Linked DNA regions of Homo sapiens: region 2 is linked to region 1. The links are chromatin loops, found by intact Hi-C in ENCODE. Cell type or tissue: PC-3. All regions are shown on one strand. Each heading gives the region's core, and the rest is flanking DNA. Links, peaks and the distances in the headings are about the cores only. Region 1 overlaps PLG (plasminogen). Region 2 has its middle 110 kb from the start of PLG.

Region 1 (8,341 bases), core at 158-8,157:
TTGTTAGAGAACTAGTGTGGTTGTTTGGAGGACATATGGCACTCCGGCCTTTATGTTCCTTTAACTGCAGTGTAGGTTGAATACAGCCAATAGACTTGTTCTTTGGATGTTTTTACAGGGCCAAAGCCTTGTGCAGGGTCTTTATTTGTAGTTGATTTCTTGTCTTTGGTTTCATAGTGTGGTATGTTAGCAAGGTATTTTTGGTGTTGAAGCTTTGGGGTGTGATCCATTTTTTATTTGTATATTTCCCTACACCTAAAACAAGCAAAAAAACAGTAAAGGTCTTTGAGTCTCTTAATCCATAATTTCAGCATTCCTGAGTATGCTTCCCTGGGTAAGTGGGGTTTTCACCCAGCCCTCAAGTTAAGAGTGTTAGATTATTTTTCATGTGAAATTAGCCAGACTGGCTTTCTTAACACAATGTAAAACAATAACAACAAAAGTTATAATTAGACTAGTCTTCTTCCCAAATACCCACATGTCTAATGTAAGTGGGATGGTGTTAAACAGGGGACCTACAACTGGGGGAGAGGCGGACAGGTCCCATGGCCCCAGGTCTAGGATGGCATTTGGTATTGGTTGATGGGTGTGGATGAGAACAAGAGAGGGAACACTTGTGCAGGATATGGTATCAGCACCTGTAATACATTTTAGGGATTCTTTCTTCTCTTTGCAGTATGCCCTGACAATAATTATATCCATCAGCCTAGTCCCCTTGGCCATTGAAACACTAAGACTGTCTTAGGATCCCTGCTGCAGTTTCTCAGAGGTGCTAGGAGGGCATTAGGAGTCTGAAGCCCTGGAAGTGTGTTCTGACTTTGCCACTAGCTAGATAGACCTGGACTAGGCACGTTACCTCTTTGTACCACTCAGCTCTAACCCCTCATTCAAAAACCCAGCATTTTCAAGTGGTGTTTTTCACATCAGCCTTTGCATAAGTTTTCATTTGAAGAAAGGTTTGTTTTTGTTTTCTTGGTTTAATCAAACATTTAAAAACGAATGGTCTAGATGATTTCAAAGTGGCTTTCCTTTTCCTGTGCTTTTCCTACTATTTAAAAACTTTACCTCCTTGATTTCTTGATCTCCCTTTCTGCACTGCTGGGTCTGGGAGCATTGAGGCCAAGTAAAAGGAACCTTGGCAAAGGAGGAACACCTATGGGTGTGCCAGGCTGCTCCCAGTGTTTTGCATTTTTAAAAATTTAAATGCTGCAAACCTCTATGAATTACATATTATTGTTCCTAGTTTACAAATGAGGAGCCTGAGGCTCAGAGAATGTGTGGGATGGTACAGACTAACCTGAATTAGAACCCTGGCTCCCATTTACTGGCTGTCAGGACTTAGAAAAGTCATAAACTCTCTGGCTGGGTGCAGTGGCTCACGCCTGTAATCCCAGCACTTTGGGAGGCCGAGGCAGGCAGACCACGAGGTCAGGAGCTTGAGACGAGCCTGACCAACACGGTGAAACCCCGTCTCTACTAAAAATACAAAAATTAGCCGGGTGTGGTAGCACACCCCTGTAATCCCAGCTACTCAGGAGGCTGAGGCAGGAGAATCGCTTCAACCTGGGAGGTGGAGGTTGCAGTGAGCCAAGATTGTGCCACTGCACTCCAGCCTGGGTGACAGAGTGAGACTCTATGTGAGAAAGAAAGAAAGAAGGAAAGAAGGAAAGAAGGAAGAAAAGAAAGAGAAAGAAAGAAAGAAAGAAAGAAAGAAAGAAAGAAAGAAAGAAAGAAAGGAAGAAAGAAAGAAAGGGAAAGAAAGAGAACGAAAGAAAGAAGGGAGGGAGGGAGGGAGGGAGGGAGGGAGGGAGGAAGGGTGGGTGGGTTGTGAACTCTTGTTGATTGTTTCCTCAGCTGAAATGTGGGCTGCAGGGCTATTGGGGGAGAAACAATAAGAAAGTGCACCAAGCACCAAGCACATGCTAAGAAGTCCATCATGGCAGCTCCTGATAATAATATGGAATAGAGTTGTATCTAACATGACTCTTTCTTGCAAGTGACAGAAAATGCAACTTAAGTTGGATTAAGCAAAAAAGAGAAATCATTAGTGAACTGAAAATTCTGCAGGCTCACATCATGGCCCCAGACCCTGTCCATTATTCTTGGGCACAAATGTGACATTCTCGTGGCTGCAGATGCTGTGGTGGCTCTGGCTCTGCCAGGAAAAGAAATAAGGAAGGCCACTCTCCCCATTACACAAACAATAGTCTTCCAGCTCTGAGAGGTCGAACTTGTGTCACCAGCCTGCCCCTAAACCCGTCACTGATTAACTCCAACCTGCATCAGCTGTTCCATGCTGGAGGTGGACGCAGGACCACACTCATACCAAGATGGGGGCAAAGTGTAGTTCCCTCAACAGGATTATAGGATATAGTGTGATAGGCTGCTGGGCAGCCAAAAAGCAAACAGATCCTCTACAATTCCTCAACTGATGAAAGCACGAAGCTAAAATCATAAAGATCTGTGTGTGAGTTCTGGCTCTCCCATCTTCCTTGTGAGATTGAGCAGTTAGTTAATCTCTTTTAGCCTCAGCTTTCTCACCTGTACCAACATATAAGGTCATTGTGAGGATTAAGATTATGCCTCATGATCATCATTATCATCATCACCATCCACATTGCAACCACAACTACCATCATCATCCCCACCAACATCATCACCACCACCACCATCACAATTATCATTACCACCACCACCATTGTCACCCTCAACATCACCATCATCACTATCACCACCACCATCATCATCACTACCACTACCAACACCATCACTCTCATCATTCCACCACCATCACCATTAACATTACCATCACTATCATCACCACCACCACCACCACCACCCCCATCATTACTGCCATCAACATCACCATCACCATCATCACCACCATCACCATCATTATCAACCATCATCACCACCATTCCACCACCATCACCATTATCATCACTACCATTATCACCACCACCATCATCACCACCACCACTACCACCACCATCACCACCATCATCACCATAACCATCATCACCACTATCAACATGATAGTAATTATGATTACCACCACCATTAGCATTATCATTACCACCACCAGTACCATCACCATCACCACCGCCACCACCTCCATGATCATTACTACCCACCACCATCACCGTCACCATCATTTCACTACCAGCACAATTATCATTACCACCACCATCACTACCACCCTTATCACAACCCTCATCATCACCACCATTCCACCACTGCCACCACCACCACCACCATCACTATCATTAACAATAGACATCACATAACCAGTTTGTAGCTGGACCTTGAGCCCAGAGCCCACTCACTGTTTCTTCAGTCCCACCGCCAACCACCAGGATGAGTCACAAAACATAACTCAGGCCTGCTCCTCAATTTTCTACATGTCAATAATGACATTGAAGCAATGGGTGTTCTCTGCTTCTCAGAGGGAAGTTGAAATTCTCCTGCTCTTCCCTTCATGTTTCCAGATGTTCCCTGACTTGGATATTCCAAACGCAGAGTTTGGAGGTGTTGAGGCCAAGGGGTTTTTCCAGGTCAGCCATCATCTGCAATCACTGAGCTGATCCTGCTGCTGGACTTTCCCTGTTGCCCTCTCCCCAACGCCCCATCGGGGAGGGCTTCAATCCTCAGGTCACCTGTGGCCTTTCTGCCCTCAGAGGTGCCATCTCTACATCTACCACTGGAAGGCAGCACCTACTCACAGATTGCATCAATTTCCCAGCAACTCATGGTGGGTTTTCCCCCTTATCAGCGTGTTTGCCTTGCTCAGAGAGCAGATCCCAGAGCAGTGACACCTAACTTAATTTTCAGCAAAACATTTTGAGAAGGGTGCTCCCTCACACAACTACACAGTCCAGGTGATGCACCCACTGCCCAATGCTTGGTAGTCAAGAGGAGCTTCCTCCCTGCAGCTCTGCCCAGATAGGGCTGAGCTGGGCTCTGGAGCCAGGCGCTGGGATGAGCCTCTTCCATGCTGCTCATGTAAACTCCAGATTCAGTGTCGGTTTTCTGAACCCGAGACAATGATCTAAATGCAGTCGAAGGCTTTGGGGAAAGAGAGAGTGCCTCGGTTCTTACCTGTGTCATGCTCGCAAAGCAAAGAGTTTTGCAAAATTTTAATGAAACCTGGGCTTGCAAAATTGGAAAACTAGATTATTTGTGACGACACTGAGACATCCCTGGGCATGTCTATCTGGAAAAACGGCATTTTCTCTGGCAATTTTGCAGACATTCTATTTCAATTTGGCAAAGAAAATAAAGCAGTTTTTCACAAAGGCAGAAATACAACTAGAATGTTCACTCTCCCTAATTGTCAAAGAAGTGTAAATTAGAAAATGAATCAGGACAATTTCAACCTATTAGATTAGCTAATATTTTAAAAATTGAAGACTCATACAAGTGAGGTGAAGTGATTGTTTTCTAGTGGCACGGTACACTGTCACACCCTTTTAGAAAATAATTTGGCAACGTTATTGGGAGACAGAAATATGTCTATGTAATTTATGGGAACTTAGACTCAGAAAATGTTAAGGAATAAGAATGAACTTTATGAACAAAGATGTGGAAAGCTGGAAGCAAGAGTGGGGCCAACACGCATGGGGAGGAAGCATTTGGGCAGTGACTCCACAGACCCAGGCTCAGGCTGAACTACACAACCTCCTTACGCCTCAGTTTCCTTAACAGTAGAACAGAAATGATAAAAGTGCCTGTTTCACAGGACTATTGCGAGGATTAAGTGAGATACATCGCATTATAAGCTTGTGTCTGGAAAGGTTAATTCTTGGTAAATGATGACTATTCTTTTTTATTGCAATAAAATATACAAAACATAAGGTTTACTATTTTAACCATTTTGGAAGGTACCACTGAGTGGCATTTAGTACATTCACAATCATGTGCAACCATCATCATATTTCCAGAACATTTTCCTCATTCCCAAAGGAAACCTCATGTTCATTAAGCAGTAGCTCCCCTTAACATATTAGTTATGAAGATCATAGCATTATACAAAACTCATGACACAATGATGAGTGAAAAAATCAAGATGTGAAATTTTGTGTTATGATGTAATTAGTAAAAGAAGCATATTAAAACATCTGAAAAAAGAGTATATAAAAATAGCAATTGCATTTTTCAGACTCTACATTTTAAACATTATTCTTTATAGTTTTAAAAGCAAAAAGTAAAGAAACAACAACCAACCCCAAACCAACACGACAAAGCCCAGATTGTTAATTCCAGGGCTCAGGAACACAGAATCATATATGATGTTTACACTCTGCAGGGTCAGAGACTCCAGCGGCATTGGGAGCTGCCTCGTGTTCTGCAGCCTCACAGACAGGAGGTCCAGTGCCGCTGCTCTGTTCTGGAATATCCTCCTGAATGTGTTTTGGGTGCAGTTGCCATTTCTTTCATCTTTTTAAACACAGGTACTTTTGGAGCTGGCCTTCTCAAGGAAGCCCAGCTCCCTGTGATTGAGAATAAAGTGTGCAATCGCTATGAGTTTCTGAATGGAAGAGTCCAATCCACCGAACTCTGTGCTGGGCATTTGGCCGGAGGCACTGACAGTTGCCAGGTAAGCAAAGATCAAGAGACCAAAGTTAGTCTTGTGCTCTCTTGTCTCAGTCTCAGCCCCTCAGACTTCATTCCCCAGGTGGCAAATTCAAGGATTTTCAACCGAAGACCCCAGTCTAAGTGTTGTTTAGAAACTTCCTAGATCTGTCCCTGAATGCGTATTCAGATCATCTAAGGGGATGTCTTGGGGCTTGAGTTCCAAATCAGTAGCAAGCGAGTTTTAAGTGCCATAACTACCTCAGGCCACTCACCCTCCTGGGGTGTGCTGGTGGCCAGGGACTAAAGTGGTGACTTTTCCGGTAGGGAAGGAGGTAGAGGATACAGGACAGAGACCAACTGCACACACTTTACACTGATGCCCAGGCTAGCCCAGTCTAAAGGAAACACCAACATAGGAAGGGATGTGTGCAGGATTCACAAAAGATCTTTTCTACCCCCCGGAAAAACTAAGTGGTGTGGTTTCGCTAAACAGATTTTGCTAAGTACTTAAGCACTGCAGATGCTTGAGTAATATGCTCATAAGTTCCTTTCTGATTTCAATTACTGGGAAAATGTATATATGGATAGTAGAAGGATGGCATCCCATAATAAAAGGCAGGCAGCCTAACCCTCACATGCATTTTTCTCTCCCTCTGTATAGGGTGACAGTGGAGGTCCTCTGGTTTGCTTCGAGAAGGACAAATACATTTTACAAGGAGTCACTTCTTGGGGTCTTGGCTGTGCACGCCCCAATAAGCCTGGTGTCTATGTTCGTGTTTCAAGGTTTGTTACTTGGATTGAGGGAGTGATGAGAAATAATTAATTGGACGGGAGACAGAGTGACGCACTGACTCACCTAGAGGCTGGAACGTGGGTAGGGATTTAGCATGCTGGAAATAACTGGCAGTAATCAAACGAAGACACTGTCCCCAGCTACCAGCTACGCCAAACCTCGGCATTTTTTGTGTTATTTTCTGACTGCTGGATTCTGTAGTAAGGTGACATAGCTATGACATTTGTTAAAAATAAACTCTGTACTTAACTTTGATTTGAGTAAATTTTGGTTTTGGTCTTCAACATTTTCATGCTCTTTGTTCACCCCACCAATTTTTAAATGGGCAGATGGGGGGATTTAGCTGCTTTTGATAAGGAACAGCTGCACAAAGGACTGAGCAGGCTGCAAGGTCACAGAGGGGAGAGCCAAGAAGTTGTCCACGCATTTACCTCATCAGCTAACGAGGGCTTGACATGCATTTTTACTGTCTTTATTCCTGACACTGAGATGAATGTTTTCAAAGCTGCAACATGTATGGGGAGTCATGCAAACCGATTCTGTTATTGGGAATGAAATCTGTCACCGACTGCTTGACTTGAGCCCAGGGGACACGGAGCAGAGAGCTGTATATGATGGAGTGAACCGGTCCATGGATGTGTAACACAAGACCAACTGAGAGTCTGAATGTTATTCTGGGGCACACGTGAGTCTAGGATTGGTGCCAAGAGCATGTAAATGAACAACAAGCAAATATTGAAGGTGGACCACTTATTTCCCATTGCTAATTGCCTGCCCGGTTTTGAAACAGTCTGCAGTACACACGGTCACAGGAGAATGACCTGTGGGAGAGATACATGTTTAGAAGGAAGAGAAAGGACAAAGGCACACGTTTTACCATTTAAAATATTGTTACCAAACAAAAATATCCATTCAAAATACAATTTAACAATGCAACAGTCATCTTACAGCAGAGAAATGCAGAGAAAAGCAAAACTGCAAGTGACTGTGAATAAAGGGTGAATGTAGTCTCAAATCCTCAAAGAGCTGTGTTTATTTCATTGACAAATAGATTATTTGTATTCAATTCTGATGTGCTTTAAGGATGAAGTTTCTCATTTTACAATTAGCACACACTTCGTATATGTTGTCACCTGTTCTCCTTACACAAATGTTGTTCCCCATTTTGAAGGATTCCCTTTGGTACCAGTTTTGCCTGTCCACATAAAGTATTTCATTTAAAAAGCTCAGCATAAAATATAGACTGCATCTGAAAAGATATTGAATATAATATACATAGCAGAACACACACGTTCCACATTTCAAAAGCCTCGATAACAAAAAAGAAAGATCAAAGCCCTTATTAGTCGCTGTAAAGCCATTTATAAAGCTCCTGCTGATCCTGTTAAGCATGGATATAATTGACCTTTCTTTTAAATTAAAATGTAAGCTTTTCCCCAAGACAACTCAAAGTGCCAAGACTGAATGGGAACTGTCCATGTTTCTAACTCTTGGCCACGGGCACCATCAGAACTGAACTTAACAAATATATGAAAAATATCTCTTCATTTTTAAAATCCTAAGACCCAGAAATCATAATCCATGGGATTTGTTTAGTAAAGAAGAAAATCTGTGGCTCTAGGTGTCCACTAAAGGAGAGCCAAAAATGTCCCGAATAATCTCAGGACCACAGCATCATTTTATGAATAACAGAACCAAGACCTCAGATTGTACAACAGATTGGTTCTTATTGCTGGAATGGGGCATAAACCATGCCTGGAACCCCAGATGCTACAGAGAAGGTAGATGGGAGAGACTTCTGACCTGTTCATGTTGCAAAGGCGTGCGGAGACCAAGGTGAGCAGAGGACACGAATGCTCACATTCTGTGGCCCAGGAACCTGTGATTCAATCTCCTCATTAACAGGATTCCCAAATTTTCATCCTCCCTGCAATTTTTCAAATGCTCGGTTATGGGCTTAGTCCCTTGACTGAT
Region 2 (8,341 bases), core at 197-8,196, 59 kb after region 1:
CATTATTAAAATCATTTCATTGAGTTTCATGGAGGAAGCTCTGACATTGCTCAGATTAGCATCTATTTTGAGTAGATGGTGACAGAAGCTGGGTAGGGAAATAGGAAAGATGAAGGACAGCAAAGCCAGCTCCCTTTTCTCTCTGGCCCACATAATTCAGCCTGTGAGACAGTGGCTCCATAGCAAATAATCCTGGCTATTTTTTTATCCAAAATAAATCTAAGCCTCCCCTAAACACACATAATATTCAACAGTGGAAAGAAAAAAATATGAAACATCAATAGTCAGTCCCAGATAGAAAACAAGAAACCAGGAAACCACATATAGAACAAATAGCAACAGATCTTGGCTGCTCTGCCACCTTCACCTAGGTCGCTGAGATCCTGAAACAAAGTTCAGTTTTCCCAACCCCTCCATCCTTCAGGTTATGTTCATTCATTGAAGAAATTGATGCAATATTTCCTAAGTGCCAGAAACTGTCTTTGGTACCAGAGTTACCACACTGAATGCAGAGACAAAAATCCAATCCCTCAAAAAAAAAAAAAAACTATTCTAGGTGACAAAACATTTAAGTATGGAGAATTCAGTATATTGGCTAATAAATCAAGGGAAGAAGAGGGATGGAATGTGCAGAGTTTGGGATGTGGCAATTGTAGAAACGGTAGCCAGGCAAGGCCTGAGAAGCAGCATTTGAATAATGGCCTGAAGGAAGTGAGAAAATAGCAATTGAAATACCAACGGGGAAGAACAAGATAGTCTGAAGAAAAAGCAAACCGAAGACCCTGGGCATGTCCCGAGTGTCCAAGTGAGGAAGGCTGTGGCTGAGCAAGGTGGAGCCGAGAGAAAGCAGTCAGTGTAATATTAATAGCAGTCCTATTATAAGACACACCAGGATGAGCTAGACTTTGCAAGGAATGTGGCTCTTACTATGCTTCAGGCATGTCCTTATTAAAACTGCCATTGCAAAAATTATGTCACTGAGAAAATTATGACCGTGAATGAGATTTGAGCTAACCCCACATAGGCACCCCACATCTTGCCTTTCCCTTAATTAATCCTGGGCTACTGGGCTGAGCTAACTTTGGAAGACAGTTAGGCTATAGTTTAAATGACAAATAGGCTTTGCCCAAAACTCACCAGCTTTTTTAAAGCAAATAGGAGGCCATCAGGCTGGGGATAGGAGAGGAACCTGAGTCCTGCTAAGGCACAGGCAGGAAAGATTGTCAGCCATTATTCCAGAGGCTATAAGATATGCAACTTCCCCAGTTATTCCTGCAGACAAGACACGATTGTAGATTGGCCTTTTGAGATGTCTTTCAGGTTTTTTGCTTGTCTCACACCCATGGCTCCACCTGGACCCACCAACTCTGATCTCATGGCCCCACCTAGAAGCGATTCAGCCCACAGAAGGACAGCTTTGACCCACTATGATTTCATCTCTGCCCTAACCAATCAGTAGCAAGCCTAGCCACCCCCACCCCTTTCCCCAAACTGAGTTTGAAAAACACCTAACCTAAGAGATTTGGAAGAGATGATTTGAGTACTAGCTCCATCTCCGACATGGCTTGACCAGCCTTATGTTTATTAAACTCTTTCCTACTGCAGTGCCATGGTCTTCATTTTACATACAGTGGGCAAGAAGAACCCCTTGGGTGGTTACAATATTTGTTTTAAAAATATCATTTTTGTTACTTAATAGAGAAGAAGGCAAAATCAAAATAATTTATGGATGAATCAGATTGTGGATGGATCTTATTTTATAATGGGAAGGGGGAATTGTTGGTCTGGAGGTTGTAAACCAAAAATAAAATTTGAAGTCCTCCCACTTGTCCTTCAACCTTCTAAATGGACTCATCCTGGACCAGGGCCCTCCAGATTTAATGTGAAAGACTGGTTCAGGCCATGACAGGAAGCGGGGAGCGGGACATGCCTCAGTATGCCATCTTCCCTTTTGTAATTCAGGAATAGCAGAACAGCATTTGACATAAACACAGCCTTTAATTCTGATAAGAAACATTTGCATTCTATTCTCTCTGAAGCCAGCTTCCCGGAGGCTTCATCTGCAGGGTAAAACTTTGGTGTCCCCAAATATCTTATCATAACCCAGATATTCCTTTCTATTTCTGATAAGTTTTTCAACCAATTGCCAGTCAGAAAATTTTTAAATTTAACTATAACCTGGAATGCCTACTTCAAGTTGTCCCGCTTTTCTGGACTGAACCAATGTATAGCTTAAGTGTATTTGATTGATGTCTCATGTCTCCCTAAAATATATAAAACCAAATGGTAGCCAAACCACCTTGGGCACAAGTTGTCCAGACCGCCTGAGGGTATATCACGGGCCATGGACACTTATCTTCGGCTCAGGATAAATATTTTCAAATATTTCACAGAGTTTGACTCTTTTTGTCAACAAGGTGTTTGAGAGAAATTTAGCGCATAAATTATGCTTCCTTCCTTTCTCAAACTCTTCTTATATCCCAAAACTATTTCATTTCCTTTCTTGGTTGGATAAAGACATAGTTTTTTTAATTCCACAATATAGAATCCACGGAAAGAATAGCTGACCCTACATGACCTAGGAATTTTAGCTGCAGGCATTAAAGGTCACTTTTAACAAAAAGTGATGGACATGATGACATGTCCATCGTATCTTTGATGACAAGTGATGACATGATGGACATGTCACAGCAGAAAGAGAATCTGGGCCTGATGGCTGTTTAGAGTCACCAGTCCAACCTCATATTTATCTGCCTTGAGTCCTCCATATGAGAAGAAAATAAAAGAACATCTCCATGGTTTAAACCTCTGGCAGTTAGTTGGTTTTGTGTTACTCATATTTGTAAACATTACTAACAGATATGCCTTTCTCTACTATTTGATCTTTTAGCCATGTGCATCCAATACTTTATTAAAATTTTAAATATTAAAATATTAAAATTGTAATATTAAAGTGTAAGTGAGTTAATTCAGTAATCTGCAGAGTCTCTGCCTGTGGAAAGTTATAGGCTAAATAGGATCAAAAGTCCCTTTTTCACTTACTTGGGGTACCACGGAGTATCCACAGAAAAGTTTATTATAAGATCCAGACATGGTTAGTACAACATAGAAAATATTTTGTCATTGCCCTTACATTCAGTGATATCAGCTTATGGAAAGTAATTCTACTTAATTATATTCACTGCTGAAGACAAGATTTATGTTATTTGAAAACACATTATGATACATTAATTTGGAAAAAAATACCTACAATTATAGTGTAGAAGGAACAGAGACAAAAAGACATGGCAGCATTATTGCCATTAAGATGGATAAATTAGAGGTAAAGAGGTGATTTCTGGGTAATTTAGTTTCTTTTGTCACTGAATGTCTGTTTAAAGGGTAGTTGATAAATTAGTGAATATTTAGGCATTAGTGATTATCCATGGTTAAGATACTTCCCTCTTGGGAGTACTTCTATGGGATATGTAGAAAATGCTTTTAATTTAAATACACTCTCTAAGAGTAAATCTTATGGCATATAAACTCCAAGTTTAATTGGGATATATCAAAATTTCATCTATTTTTCCAATTTTTTCAAATAATACCACAGAGATGACCAAATACTCCAACCACACATGAGAACTAAGTTTCAGGGACAAGCATAGACGATCTGAAGTAGAAGAGCTGAAGGAACCTGGAATACAGCAGTTTGAAGGCTGTTATAAACATAGCATGTGATTTGAAAATTCAACCAGCAAAGAAAAGCTATAAACTTCACATGAAATCTGACTTGCTTCTGGACTCCGCAGCCCATTATAATGCTTGTCAGCTCTATTTAAATAGCTCCTCTCAAGTTGACTTTTAGGCTTTTTTTAAGTGTTGATATTGAAGATTTCTGAAGCAAAGCAAAAACAAAACTGGTGTTACTGATATCCAACTGTGTCATCTGTAAAAGTGAAGAAAATAGTATACTTTCTTCCTTTCTCTTGCTTTCATTTTTTTTCTAAAATAACCCCCCTCCCCCCATGAATCACTTATTTTTTCAGTTGACAAAGTCTAAAATTCTGCTTCCCACTTTGGGATTGATATTTGAATTCCTTATTGCATCTCAAACCTGTGAATTGTTTCAGGAATTATTTCCATGTCTTTGTTATATGTTCTTTCAGAGAAAACGAATCACAACACAGTAGCTGGTAACAATTAATAGTACAATATTAGAAAGCTCTTCATCTCAAAGGAGGGCAGAGTGTTGGCAAAGACTATTATGCAAATAATTGCCTCTTCTCTGAAAAATATCACCTTCTGCACACTAGGAAATCAGCATCCATCACACCATGACAAAAAGTAGAGCCTCTTTTCTCATCACCAGCACGGCTGAAGCATGAAGTTTAAAACACAGAAATTTCTGAAAGCAGAGGTTTAAAACCTGTTGAAGTTTCACAGCACTTTAGATAATTAACGGCCACCTACATTTACTCTGCTTGTTTATTTTATGGCTCAGAAATGTAGTAGTTCTCAGAAAACTGCCTTTGTGTACATACTGAGAATCATCAGTGTGTATATATCTAAGTCCTGATCCCACAAAGAGTAAAGCAAATATTACATTATGGATTTTCGTGAGGATGATGACTCAGTTGGGTGCTTTAACTTAATAAGGTAGCTCATGAAAACTACCTATTGTAGAAGTGCCCTGGTCTCAGAAGCAGGAACCTGCAGTCCCACAGGGCAGCTTTGCAGGAGCTCAGAGGCTGTGCCCTACAGGAGTTGTGCAACATGGAGGTACGTGTTCTTGTTAAAGGAATGCTACAAATTAATGATTCAAAGTCACTTCATCTCTTAGGGCTTCACTTTACTCCTCTCTAAAATGGAAGATTTGCCTTTGGTAATCTTTAAAGAACTTTCTGACTATATAAATCCATGCTTTCCAAAAATCATTCTCAGATGATTAGTCTCTGAGTCAAAAAATCGACCTGTTCTGAATCACGCTAATATTTATTTAAAAGCCATAATATATAACCAAGAATCTCATAAAGCAAAAATAATAATAAGGTATTGAAGAAGGTATTTGTCTTTCTGAAAAAAATCAAAAAGAAGAGCTAATATGCATATGATATCCTAAAATAGGATTAAACCAACAATTTTTGCTACCTCCACAGATTAGGCAAATAAAATAAAAGTTTTTCACTCTTTCCATTAAAACTGCTTGCATTTAATTATATTCTATTCATGAAAGAAAAGTAATCTCATATGCTATGAGGCCACAGTTGTTTATTCTCCTGTGGATTAACCCTCATTTCACTCCTGAAAAAAGAAAAATGGGTTCCTACTTTCTGAATATAAAGTGGATTTTTAACCAAATGAGATTAAAATATGAAAAGTGATTTATCTTTGTTCTTCTCATTCATGTTAAAATAGCCTGCCACTTTGTCACCTTGCGTCAACCTGTCGAATTTAGTTACTGGCCTCATTTTACCTTTAGCTACTGTCTGTCCAGTCAGAGAAACACCTTTTAATTTCCTTAGATGGCCTTAAATATAGGTTTAATCTCCTCTCTTTCTCTTTTCTGCCATCGCAGTTGTCTAAGCTGTCATCTCTGAGTTATTCTTTGCTAGATAAATGTTTTTCAAAAATAAAAACTAATTTTTATTTTTATCATTGCCGCCACTTGCCCCTCTCAATGGCTTTTTAGTATTTAGACTGAGGATCTATAAGGTTTTGCATAATCTAGACCTCTCTTGATGATTACCTCAATGCTAAGCTCTAGTGACACTGGCTTCTTTCAGGTCCTTGACAAAAACCATGCTTTCTCACCAAGAAGTCCATTCCATAGGTGTAGGATGACACACCCACTCACTTTTAATCTTATTAAACCCTATTCTACTTTTATACTCTAACACCACACCATATCCTCAGGAATATGTTCCCGGACAACCTAACTCAATGCTATATCTTCCTTTTCCATAAACAAAAACATACACTTACCTAATACCAACCGCTTATTCTGAAAAGCACTTTCCTTAATTGTAATTTTATATGTATAGTCAGTTCTCATTATCCAAGGTAGTTATGGTCTATGAAGTTGCCACCAACACTGAGTTAGTGAATACTGAATAATTGTTCCAAGGAGAAATACAGGGTTAGTTTCCTGGGAGCCTCTGCTTACATTTTTGTCAATTGATCAATACATAACCTTGTTTTGTGTGTGTTTCTGGATAACACCACCTTATTTAATATGTACTGGTGATTAATTGACATTGAGCTCACATTGGTACTGATAACTCATGCCTGAACAAAGCTTACCCAACATATGAATTTTCTCCCTAAGGTACAACATGGTCTTCTTGTGCTTAGAAACACTAGACGGGACCTCAGCCCTAGGGTTAGGTGCTGTTTTAAACAACAAAATCACCATAAAAAGCACAAAATGCAAAACATGTAGCAAAAAATAGGCCACAAAAAGAACACTGGTTTACACAGCGCTGAAACAAGATGCTTACTCAGAGTGTCACCTTGTTTGACATCAGCCTGGAGTGTGCACAGCAGCCACCAAAATTTTTGCCCCTCTGTACATGCCTGTGAATAATTGCAAAACTGCAGTGAGTATTAATCTTGGGATTATAAATAAATTTTAGCACTCAGGCAAATTTGCAAACACAGAATCTGCAAATAAGGAGGATCAACTGTATTTACATAAGCATGTGTTTAAGGTCTATTTCTCCACTCTACTGTAAGCTCCATGTAAGCAAGAATCATTTCTCACCACTGTATTCCCAGCACCTGAATGGCACACATAGACACACACACACACAAAACACTTGATTCGTATTTTCTTTAATAAAGCAGTCCTAGACATCACTATCAAAACAGTGCTTCCCATCCTGAAAATCTTTCACTTGGTTTTCATTCCCCCTCCACTGAAAATTCAAGTAGTTCGTGTTTTGACTCAAATCCTTCAAACAACCTTTATTCTATTAAAGAATAATACAGCACAACCTAAAAATCCAGTGAGTTGGGAAAGATATGAGAATACAATCATAAGGTCATCACTACTACAAAATAAAAAATATTTCAGAAACTTTATGTTCCATCTAGAAAAAGGCTCAGAACAAACGACTTTTCACCTCAAGTTAATATAAACAACCTTGAATCCAACATCTTGTCTTCCAAATCATATCTGTTGTCTACATCAGAAACCTGTGAGTCAACACTGGCTCTTTCCCACCTAAACTTGATGATTGGTTGATCATAAAGAATAATCTACTTATGGATTATTTTGACATTCTGACTTCCCCTACCTACTAAACAGCATCTCTAAGAGAATGTTACTAATTTTCATTTTGTTAGCCACTCTTCCGATAGACAAACAATGACTCATTAATCAACAAAATACCCCTTCATTCAGCCCTCCCTCCATTCTGCCATCCACACCACCTCCAGCACTGCACAACTACTGAGTGTTCTCACTAGGAAATGTGTTTGTCCTCAAATACAAATGTCTGTATCAGACGTGTTGGATGAATTATAACTTTAGTTTTTAATGTAGTACGTATACTTTCAAGATACATTAGCTAATTAGAGGCTGCTGGAAATTATTAATGGTGAAGTTATCTTTTTGGGTTCCCTGACATTTCACATAGAATGCTAGTTTCAAGTTATACTAACAAATTAATACTGTACAATTTATATCATAAATATCTATAACTAAGTTTTTCTTATGAATTTAGGTTTAATAAATATTTGTAAGTTATTTTTACATGATTTCATTTTTTTTAATTTGGTCTGTGGGAGATGTAATTTTCACATACCTGTAATGTAAAATTATAATTCCTAGTGCTATTTTATGATCTTAATTCATCTGATACATAGAAATAATAACACCTATTAAGTTTTTTGTCATATATATGTATATACATATGTATCATTAATAAAGTGATACTTGGAAAATCTGCAATATTATCTATACCATCTCTCATTAAGTAACATTATTAACAATCACTTTTTTTTGTATTTTGAGTATATTAACTTGATATTCAACTACTCTTATTAAAATTGTACCTGTCAGTAAAACTAGCCAAATTTAAGATAAATGTTAATATTCAACAGAATATTTCAGATGTATTTTTACTATAATTAACACTAAAATAATTTCCTTTTTATAACTCACCATGTATGTAGTTTTTATTGTGGAATAATTAAAGTATCTGTCTAGTCACTGGAAATTAGACTTTGAAATACAGTTTTAAAAGTTGGAAATAGTGTCCTGAGCTTTGTACATTATATTATTTTCTTGTATTTCAGAAAGATCACTCTCAATATAACTCTGTGAATGCTTGCAGCTGCACACTTTTGAAAGATCACA

The links. Peaks named below come from ENCODE experiments on the same cell type or tissue, not always from the same donor. Only the 100,000 strongest peaks of a DNase experiment are listed, where the experiment ranks them.
Region 2: it touches region 1 in a loop (4-fold over the local background); 2 of 110 quality-filtered maps call a loop at or near these places.

The regions. Positions count from the first base shown.
Region 1 is chr6:160,746,665-160,755,005 of GRCh38, forward strand. It overlaps PLG (plasminogen), which reads left to right. Exons shown (of 19, transcript NM_000301.5): 18 at 5,451-5,596; 19 at 6,236-7,433. The coding sequence ends at 6,397. Among named protein-coding and RNA genes, the nearest start is that of PLG, 49 kb to the left of the region's middle. In PC-3, for the core only: CTCF peaks have their summits at 3,705 (motif pointing right) and 3,904; no DNase peak of the experiment used is centred there; H3K27ac peaks cover 464 bases.
Region 2 is chr6:160,805,806-160,814,146 of GRCh38, forward strand. It overlaps the pseudogene LOC107986665. Among named protein-coding and RNA genes, the nearest start is that of PLG, 110 kb to the left of the region's middle. RefSeq lists an enhancer at 4,452-4,621. In PC-3, for the core only: no CTCF peak of the experiment used is centred there; a DNase peak (open chromatin) is centred at 4,586; H3K4me3 peaks cover 1,933 bases; H3K27ac peaks cover 5,658 bases.